Regions from separate parts of the Mus musculus genome. Here region 1 is linked to region 2. The links are chromatin loops, found by intact Hi-C in ENCODE. Cell type or tissue: heart. All regions are shown on one strand.

Region 1 (5,000 bases), 150 kb before region 2:
CATTAGACACCAAGATGAAACTACTGCCCCTACCCCATCTTTGCCTGTGTGAGAGTGCCCTTGTATTTGTTTATGAAGCCTTTCTATGGGCTGTCTTATGTGTGCCTCAGAATAGGGGCAGAGCTGGCAGAGTTTGGCTCTCTGATCCATTATAGACTGAATGCAGTTCCAATCCAAACCTGTCATGATTTCATGGAAAGCTGGGTGGCCACTCCAACTCTTGACTTAAGGGTATTCCTCAAACAGGTCCTTGGCAAAGGAGACTCCCATCCAAACCTGTTGAATCCTGCTGGAACATGGCATAGAAATGAATGCATGCTGCATGCACACATGTATGTAGAGAGGTCAAAGGCCAAACTTAGGTGTCATTTCTTAAGTATTATTGACTTTTTTTGGTTTTGTTTTTCGAAAAAAACTCTCTCACAGTCCAGGAACTCACCAAATAATCTAGCCTGCTGAGTCCCAGTCCAGGGACCTATGTCTCAGCTTCCTCGGCACATATCGGCACACATGCCCAAGCCTAGCTTCTCCCCCCCTCCCCCCACCGGATTCCAGCTATTGAACTCATGCCCTCATGCTTATACAAAAAGCACTTTCCTGGGTGAGCATCTCCTGAATCCAGGCACTCAGCGTTCAATGTCACTGAGTTGGAAGTCTTGATCTGAATTACTATGGCACATTATAACATGCAAGCCACTCTTACACTATTTGCCTTTTGATGAGACTTGAGCATGTTTCTACTTAGACATAGTAGCTTGGTTGCTGTTTTGAGCTGCACGTCTACTCTACTCTGGTGTCTTACAGTGTATCCTGGTTTCTGGAGCCTGAAAGATATGTGGGAGGGGATCTATTTAAGAATTTGGTTTATGATGCTGGGGACCTACAACATCCCATGGTGTGCTGTGTGCCAACTAGATACCCAGAACAGCTGTAAATCACATGCCTGAGACCATGGGGAGCCTGGGGTGTGACCTGTAGTCCTGAGCCAAAGATTGGAGGTATCTCTGGAATAAAGTCCAGAATTCCAGATGCAAGAATCTTGAGTGAGTCTGAGGACAAGAGATGTGTGTTCCACCTGAAGCCAGACCAGGCCTCTTGCTCTGTGTGGGCTCTGCTCCATCCAGGATGTCCATGGATTGCTGATAGCCCCTTGTCAGGGTAAGACAGATCTGCTGCAGACGGTCACCAGGTCAGATGTTGGTTTCTTCTTGAGAACCCTCTCTTGGGCTACCCCAAAAAAAATGAACCCAATTTCCTCAGCTCAGTGAAGCCCACACCCCAATCATCATCACAGGAGTTGTGTGAGTGTGCTGGCTGCTCATAGGACCCTCACTCTGTTTCTTTACCTCCCAGTGCCAGTCTGTCTTCATCAGTGATGTGCTCTCTGTATTTGGTGGTCCTGTTTAGTCGATGTCCTCTTTATCTGCCAAGGTCAATGACTTTATAGCTTCTCTTGGTGAGGGAATCTTGATCCATTCTTGCAGTCTGTTGAGATGAGCCCTCAGGACAATGGTTTTCCCTCAGCTTTGTGTCACCATTCTACCTGTTCCATGGCTCTCCTTCAGGGACTCCAGTTACAGACTACTAGGCATTCCGATGTCTCCCTGTGCTCTGATCTCAGACTCCACCCTTCAGTTTCACTCTCTTGGATCCTTTCAGGGTTTTGTTGCTGTTATTTTTGTTTTCTTTTTTATTAGATATTTTCTTTACTTACATTTCAAATGCTGTCCCCTTTCCTGGTTTTCCCTCCAGAAACCCCCTATCCCATCCCCACCCCAGCTTCTACAGGGTGCTCCCCAACCCACCTACCTACCCTGGTTGGCTCCCTGTCCTGGTTTAGCCCTTCTTCCCTTGGTGATTAGAGTTGCATTGTTCCTGAGGTGACTGCATTTTTTTCCTTCAGTTCTTTTTTAAAAAAAAAAAAGATTTATTTATTTTATGTATATGAGTACACACTGTAGCTGTACAGATAGTTGTGAGCCTTCATCTGGTTGTTGGGAATGGAATTTAGGACCTCTGCTCGCTCCAGTAAACCCTGCTCTCTCTGGTTGGTCCTGCTTGCTTTGGCCCAAAGATTTATTTATTATTATAAATAATACACTGTAGCTGTCTTCAGACAGCACCAGAAGAGGGCGCCAGATCTTATTATGGGTGGTTGTGAGCCACCATGTGGTTACTGGAATTTGAACTCAGGACCTTCAGAAGAGCAGTCAGTGCTCTTATCTGCTGAGTCATCTTGCCAGCCCTCAGTTCTTCTTACCATGAGCTTACCATATGTCTGTTTTCATATCCCTAACTGCTTGTTTACTTTGGCTTCATGAAAGGAAGTGCTCTACTTACTTTTTTTCTGTTGCTGTGATAGAACCAAAAGCAACTTTGGAGAGCAGTTTATTTCAGCTTACACTTCCTGATGATAGCCCATCACTGAGGGAAGGAACTCAAGGCAGGAACTGGAAGCAGAAGCCAGGGAAGAGTGCCTCTTAAGATGCTCCCTGGCCTGATTCCTCTCTCAGCTAGCTATCTTATTAAGCCCAGGACCACAGGCTTAGGGATGATGTCACCTACAGCAGGCTGGACCCTCCTATATCAAAGCATCAATCAAAATAGTCTCTTACAGACATGGCCACAAACAAGTCTTACCTGGGCAATTCCTCAACTAGGTCCCCTCTTCTAAGTGACTCTAGGTTGTGTTACATTGATAATACCAGGACAGGTAGGTTGCCTTAGAGTTACCTTCTTCTTCACTCTGTATATGGAGTGTGAACATGTTCATGTGGGTGTGCGCATATATGTATGGAGTCTACAGGTCAACATTCAGGATCTTTCTCACTTGCTCTCCATCTTATCCTTTCAGATAGGGTCTCTCATTGAACACAGAGCTCACTGATATGCCTAGGCTGGCTGTCCTGAGTTCTAGAGGTCCTCGTGTCTTTGTGTCTCTTCTCCTGTAATGCTGATGCCCAACTTTCACATGATTGCTGGGGCTCTGAACTCAGGCCCTAAAGGTGTTCACACATTTCTTTGAGTGTGTAATTAGGCAGTGAGTGCACTGAGTACAATCCCACTGTAAAGCTTGCTTGTGGAAGTCCGACCCTTATCTTTACAGCCTCCTAATAAGGACCCTTTCTCAGGGTAAGTGCTGGCTGAGGTCACTGGCATTCTCCCAGAGTCCTTTGACTGTATTGTGCTGTGGGTTCATCCTGACTCTGCTGTCTTCCCACCAACCTGTGGTCTTTATGTCTTTTGCTCTTCTAAATGCTGTGCATGGCCAAGCTGTACATGGAGTTGCATGTTGTTTTCTCCAGGGTAGTTCACAAAAGCTGGAGGGAAACTCCAAGTAAGGATTCCTCTGTTACCTGCTATTTTAATTATGATTCTATCTTCCTTGGCATCTGCTCTGAGGGTAGCCTGTGATAACTGTAGTGGGACTGTCCTTCAGATTTAAGTTGAATGTCTGTCTTTCACATTGGTTTTGTATTTTATTTTGTCTTATTTTTTAGATATAATCTTGCTATGTAGCCCTGGAACTACGTTGCTCAGGCTGGCCATGAACTCAGAGCAATCCTCCTGTCTCAGCCTCTTGACTTCCAAGATTTACAAGCTTGTACTGCCATGCCTGGATATCTTTCAGATTTAAATGGGAGTTTTCCTCTTTCATGACCCTGATCACGTTGCTTTAACTGAAATAGAGGGAAGAAATGGTTTCTCTAAAAGTCATAAATCTATACAAAAGGTACATAGGATACTATCTACTAGGCGATCTTCACAGCACAGATGTACTTGCTAGCAAGGAACATCATTTCAGTTACAGGTGTCATGACATGGCCTAGGGAGAGCAGGAAGAGATGGGCTTATGAAGGAGTCCAGAGGGGAAGGACTTGTAGGGCTCAGAAAGGAAGGGCTTATAGGATCAAGGGGCCATGCAGAGTTCTAAGAAGGGATGTGTAGGTATCAGAGCAGTTGAAGCCAGCAGGTGAGGACTGCATACTTCTGGAGCTGAATGGCTGAACCCATGTACAGCCTGCAGCAATCAGATGGTCACAGGAACAAAATCCCTGCCTCAGGTCTTCTATGTCTCCCTAGCCAGGCTTCACACTGTCATGGTCGGCAGGGGTCAGATACACTGTTGGGGATGTTAACAGTGCGATGAAGGCCACATCCTGAGCCTGTCTGCTAGTGGTGTTGACCCAACATCCCTATCTCCCAACAACAGATCATTTTCAAGGGCATTCTGTCCAGTCCAGCTGTAGGCTGGTCTACAGTCAGATACAGCCCTTGCCCCCAAGGGAGACAAATGACGAGTATAGCTTCAGGAAACCTGCTCTGTAACTCAGCCCTTCCAGAGAGCCACAGGCTGCAGCCTGGTAAGGTCTAACCTGGGAGAGAACTGGAATGGCCACAGGCTGCAGCCTGGTAAGGTCTAACCTGGGAGAGAACTGGAATGGCCTAGAACAGACTGCATAGCTCACTTCCATGAGTGTGGTACTTTTGAAGGAGATCAACAAAGGGTGTTCTGGGAAAGTCCCACAGGGAATTGGACCCTCACTGGGAGTTCTGTGTATTGGGTAGAGATATCCTGGGTCAGCTTTACACATCACACTGACCAATGTGGAGGATGGGCAGATTAAGAGTTGAGTCTCTTAAATATTTCAGGACTGAGCTAGCTGGGTTTTTCTTATTCTTTTCCCGGTATGTTGCTCTCAGCCCCTGGTATTTCCTATTAGCCACTTCCCCTCTAGCTCAGTGAGAGAGCCCCAAGCCTCAGCATTTGCTGACACAGACATGATGGACATTGCTGAATACTCCTGGCCCCTCATTTAAGTCTCTCCGCAGCACCTTCAAGAGTTCCTTAGGGGTCTTTGGGGAAGCTGTGTCCAGACAGGACAAGCCTGGTCACATCTTCTGGAGACCACGCCCTGCTGACCAGAGTAGAATGACCTGGAAAAGTAACACTACGTGAGGTTCAGGATTTATGGGATCTCCCACAGGACCCTGGGCTC
Region 2 (5,000 bases):
TCAAGTGAACTATGATAGAGAACAAACATAGGCTGCTAACTGCTAGTAGGTAAATCAGCAAGGCCTGCTTGGCTCCAAACCCTCTGAGCTGTCTTCCAGACTTCCCCAGCCAATTTGATTGTGATGGTTGATACCAACAGAATACGGGAGGGGGGGGGGATAGCTCAGCCTACAGAGCCCCAAGAGTTAAGAGTAGAGAGACCTTCAAGGAAAGGAGGTGGGGGGACCATATAGGTGCTGCCAACAGGGCTGCCTAAGGCTGTGTTCAGATGTAAGCCTCTGGCCCTCGACAGGTTGAATGAACCTTGGAAGCATAAAGGACTCTAAGCAGCGCTCCTGGCAAGATGTTTTCCATGAAAAGTCCAACATCTAGGCCAGTGCACACCAGGTTTTCAGAGGTGATTTGTCCAGTCTCCGTTTCCCCATTTTAAAATGGGGGCAGGGGTTGTCTTCATTCCTGTCCAGGCAAAATCTTTCAGAAGGTGTTCCCTAGCTTTGGAAACAGGCCCAGGGGCCAGCTGCTCTCTGTGAGAACTGTCACATTTCATGCTAATGACATCTTCCCTCCACAGCAACTTGCAGTGGCCTCTGCAAGTTGTCAGTTTTTTTTTTTGACACTAAAGGCTCCTGTGCCATTGAAGGAGTGGCAGGAGGAAGGAGGCTGCTGCCAGGAAAGTACCTTCCCCGAAGGTGAGAAGGTGAGATGAAGTTCCATGCTAGGAAGAGCGCTACTATTTCTGGTCTTGCCACGGAGAGCAAGGACCCTGTGTGGTCCCCTCAAACACCAAAGAACTCACAAGCTTTTCCAGAGCCTCCTGCAGGGGCCCAGCCTGATTATGCAGCTACAGGCAAGGTTTACTTTCCTTCAGGCTCATTAGCATGGGATCCGCCCCTCTCAGGAGGGGAGGAGGCAAGGCCTAAGGAGGGCTCAGAGGGCCCTTGATGGGGCTTGGGGGCCTCTTGGAGTTCAAAGCCAGTCTGAAGAGAGTTTGAATTTCCCAGATGACCTCCTAAAAACTGTTGCAAGCCTCCTCTCCTAGTCCTGGTGGCTGATCCCAATTCAAGAACGTCATGCCTTGCTTTTAAACCTTGAAAGGTCCAAGATTACCAAACTGTCTCTATCAGCTTCCAAGCACTGAGCAGGTAGTACTAGGGCAGACTGAGACCAGACCCAAGTCTCATTCAGTCCCCAGGGCCTAGAGTGCCCACATAGGGCAAAGGTTTCTCTTCCCAGAACAGCACCAGCAGAGCCCCCAGAGAGCCTAGAAGGAAGCTGGCATTTGAATCCCACTGCCCCCTGGGAAGCCTGGCTTCACTAAGCACAGCTTTGCTTCCATAAATACCCAGTCCCGTGATGTCACCACCCTAAGCCCGACTTTCACCACCTCCGCTGCTGGCATCAGGCCCAGCAGACGGGTGCTCAGTACCGGCACATTACACCTGTGCTTGACAGCTGGACACTGCTGCCACCTTCACCTGTCTATGGAGAAGGCCATCTCCTGCCACTATCTCAGCCTGCTGCTGGCCTTCCACCTGGCTTGGGTGCAAGCCATGGGCTTGCTGAGTATCAAAGCTTTCCCTAAATAGGTCTGTCAAGGGCACTGACAAAAGCCTAGACCACGGCCATGAGTCTGGGACCCTCATTTGTGGATGTGGATTAGGAGGAGGGTGCCTGCTTCAGTAGGGGACTTTCACAGCTCAAGGAAGACTTGCTGACTAAGATTCTTTTCCCCCTCATCATCAACAACACTGCCTTTGCCGCAGGGGTACAAACATTGGACGAAAGCTTGCTCCCCCTGGACGCCACCTGCAGAGCAGCCACCCCACCTCCACCAAGCCCCTCACTTCAACATGAGTAGTGGTCCTTTCTGCCTCAGGCTTTAGGATAAACTTGTCTTGCATACTCACAAATAGCGTCTTCGGCAAGCCATCCTGCCCAAGTCTGATTTCCTTCTCTCTCCTGCCTGGGCTGAGGAGGCTCAAGGTGGTTCAGAGGAGGAACAGGATGCTCAAGCGAGGTGGAAAGGAAGAAAATGAAAGCCAAGGGCAGTCACTTTCCCAGGACTGGCAGGTTCATCTAGATATGCTGGATGTAATGTGGCAGGGGGCTCCAAACAGGTCCTCCTACGCAGGGTTTACACTGTGCCCAGAAGCCTGGGAAGACGTCGAGTCACCATGGTCGCCAGGTTGGGCGGGGGCGTCTGCCTCGCTGCTACCTGGGACTTCCTTGGGAATTTTCCCTCCCGCACATCCGGGGTGGCAGTGCGCTGGGATGAGGAGGGGAGGGCTGGAGGAGGGGGGTGTCTGTGCCGGTTTGCTCTCGCAGCATCCGGAGGAGGGACAGGAGTGCAGGAGCGCCCCCTCCTTCCAGGAGCAACGTAGTGCGGCCTCGCTGGACCAATCGCCAAAGTGCTCGTTGCCATGGCAACTGCAGCATCAAACAGGGCCGCCCTGTGGGTGCGGCTGCAAAACCAAGAGCCCTGGCGCTGAGACCAATGAGGTGGCTCCTTCTGGCCCTCACTGGAAACCTGGAAATCTGTTGCTAAAATGCACTCGCAGCCCGAAGAATGTAATGATGGCATTGCTTTCCAGGGCAGCTTTCCCGTCCCTGGCATGGAAACATAGGAGCCACTAAACTAAGAACTCAGGAGATCTTGTGTCCTGGAGTTAGGGGCCATGAGACTTCAGCAAGCAGAGTGTCTCCTGGGAATTTCAGATGTGATACTGTAAAATGGGATCATGACAGTTGTGTAACTGGTTCAGGAGGGCTGACCACATACAGTAACTGACATAGCTTGTTATGCACACATCAAATCCTGAGGAGGCACGAGGGTGGGGGGGTGGGGTAGGTGGAGGGGGTCCTCATTCATTTAGGACTAACAGACACAGGGTGGCCCAGCCAGCACTTTGGCCTGAGTCTTCACTTGCAAAGCTGCCTCCAGGGAAGGTAGTGAGAGTGTGAACCCTCTGGATGAGGGTGGCAGTTGCCAGGCTATTTTCTTTGTTCCATTCTTTTAGCTTCTCAGACCCACTGAAGTTGGGGGAAGAGGGAGGCTTCACTCTTGAGTTCTGTTCTTTTATTACAGAGAAAATGGATCTCAGAGGCAATGAAAAACTTATGGAAGGTTACACAGCAAAGAGGGACAGAGGCCAGATGAGGAGGAACTCATTCATCTGGCGAAGTGTCCTTGTATGCAGCGTAGAAACTGCTGAAGCAGCTGGGTAGCCAAAATACAGGGGGCTCTAGGAATGGCCAGTCTTTCCATGAGAGCCCCCCTCCCCAGAAGAATGCTGTCATAGGAATAATTCAGATTTATGTAGGCTTAGCACATGGTAAACTGGTCCACTCTCTCTCCTTGATTGAGTTGCTCTGTATTTTATCAAGATCAGGATACCACCACAGCATCAGAAGAGGTCCTTCCAGAAATGTGTGTCATTAACCACAGCTGCTCATAAAGGCACCCTGGGGGGGTGTGGGTACTAACACCCCCACCTGTGTGCTTGTGCTTTCAAACTTCTTAAAGAGGAGCTGCTTTTCCCACTCTCATATCACAGACGAGTAAACTGAAGCTGTGATTGAGAACTGTCCACCCTGTGTGCACTCTGCTCTAAAGGCCCCATCCTGGGCTGCTTCTTGTCCTCCTTTTGGACCCATGACATCCATTGTATGCCTGTCTCTTTTCTGGCTGCTCTTCCAGAGAGGCACACACATCTTGATCCTGCTGTATTTTAAAGAAGAGTGAGTGATAAAGACCTCCACACTCAAAAACAGCTGCCAAAGCTTTCAGGCTTTGACAAAGCATTGAGTGCAGCACACAGTTGTTCTCACACCTGATGTTCTTTGCCTGGCACCAGTCAGATAAAGGAAACTCCATAATGTTGACATTCCAGCTGGTCTCTTAACTTGAGACCCCAGAAGTTCCTGAGTTTCAGGAAGCAACAGAAAGTACAGGAGCATGCTATCACCAAGTGAGAGTCAGACTGCTTGGTTCAACTTTGAAGATGTGAACACACAAGGTTTCAGAGTCACAGAAATGGTGTGGCAGACTGCACCTGTCCACTTCAACTGTGACCAGATGCCTGAGGTGTGAGTGAGTGGTAGTCAGCCTTGCATGACTGCCTGCCCCTGGGTAGAATTGTAAGACAGGACCACCCAACAATCTACATGTTCAGGCTGAGGCTGACATAGAGCATTTCATAGCCAGTTTCTGGACCCATGTCCCCATCTCATCCCTACAGTCTAGGAGAAGCAAACGCCTCCAGGGCTGGTTCCAGAAATTTCCTATCTAGGACTTTGCCTCATAGACTGGAAAATTCCAACCTGCAGGCTGATAGGGATATTCAGGCAGAGTGTCTCTGTCTTCCAACCTGTGGCCATCTGTCCCCTAGGCAGGAGCATAACAACATTTGGGAAGAGGGAGAGAAGGCTGCTGGCACATGACAAGGAGATATGCCAGTCTCAGTCTTTCCAGGCAGGCAGCCATGCATCTCAGCACTGGGCATTCTTCACGGGGACAGCAGCCCATCCCCCTTTTAGGCGGACACAGGACTAACTGTGGAGCTCTAGGGTCTGTACCCTTTTACCTGTACCAGTCTCCCAAACACAGACACTTCACACCCCAGCACTATATTTTTCTTTTTCTGAAGCTTTACATTTTCAGTAAGTAAAATGCAAAGTGCAGAAATAACACAATCATCTTTTCTTTTGGGACAGGGTCTGTGTAACATTGGCTGGTCTGGATTTTACTGTGTAGACCAGGCTGGCTTGGAATTCATAGAGATCTGGTTGCCTCTACCTCTCGGAATGTTGGGATGAAACGTGTGCTTCACCAGCCCCATCAAGAATGCCTGTTCATAAAGTAAGAATAGTCCTCTTCCCCTCAACCCCGCATCTTACTCCTCCTGCTCATCTCTGCAGTGGAAATGGTTCTCATCTGTCTGGAGTGCAGCCTTCCGGCACTTTTCCTACGCATTCATGCACATATGCATGCGTGCAGGAA

What was found. Peaks named below come from ENCODE experiments on the same cell type or tissue, not always from the same donor. Only the 100,000 strongest peaks of a DNase experiment are listed, where the experiment ranks them.
Region 1: a loop joins it to region 2, with 2.0 times the contacts of the local background. A loop is called at or near these places in 11 of 42 quality-filtered maps.

Annotation. Positions count from the first base shown.
Region 1 is chr6:90,654,396-90,659,395 of GRCm38, forward strand. No RefSeq gene overlaps it. Among named protein-coding and RNA genes, the nearest start is that of Slc41a3, 52 kb to the left of the region's middle. In heart, a CTCF peak has its summit at 2,122 (motif pointing right); no DNase peak of the experiment used is centred here; H3K27ac peaks cover 273 bases.
Region 2 is chr6:90,807,860-90,812,859 of GRCm38, forward strand. It overlaps Iqsec1 (IQ motif and Sec7 domain 1), which reads right to left and starts at 2,264. Exons shown (of 14, transcript NM_001134384.1): 1 at 1,909-2,264. The coding sequence starts at 1,931. In heart, a CTCF peak has its summit at 2,370; DNase peaks (open chromatin) are centred at 1,382 and 2,352; H3K27ac peaks cover 1,071 bases; H3K27me3 peaks cover 1,225 bases.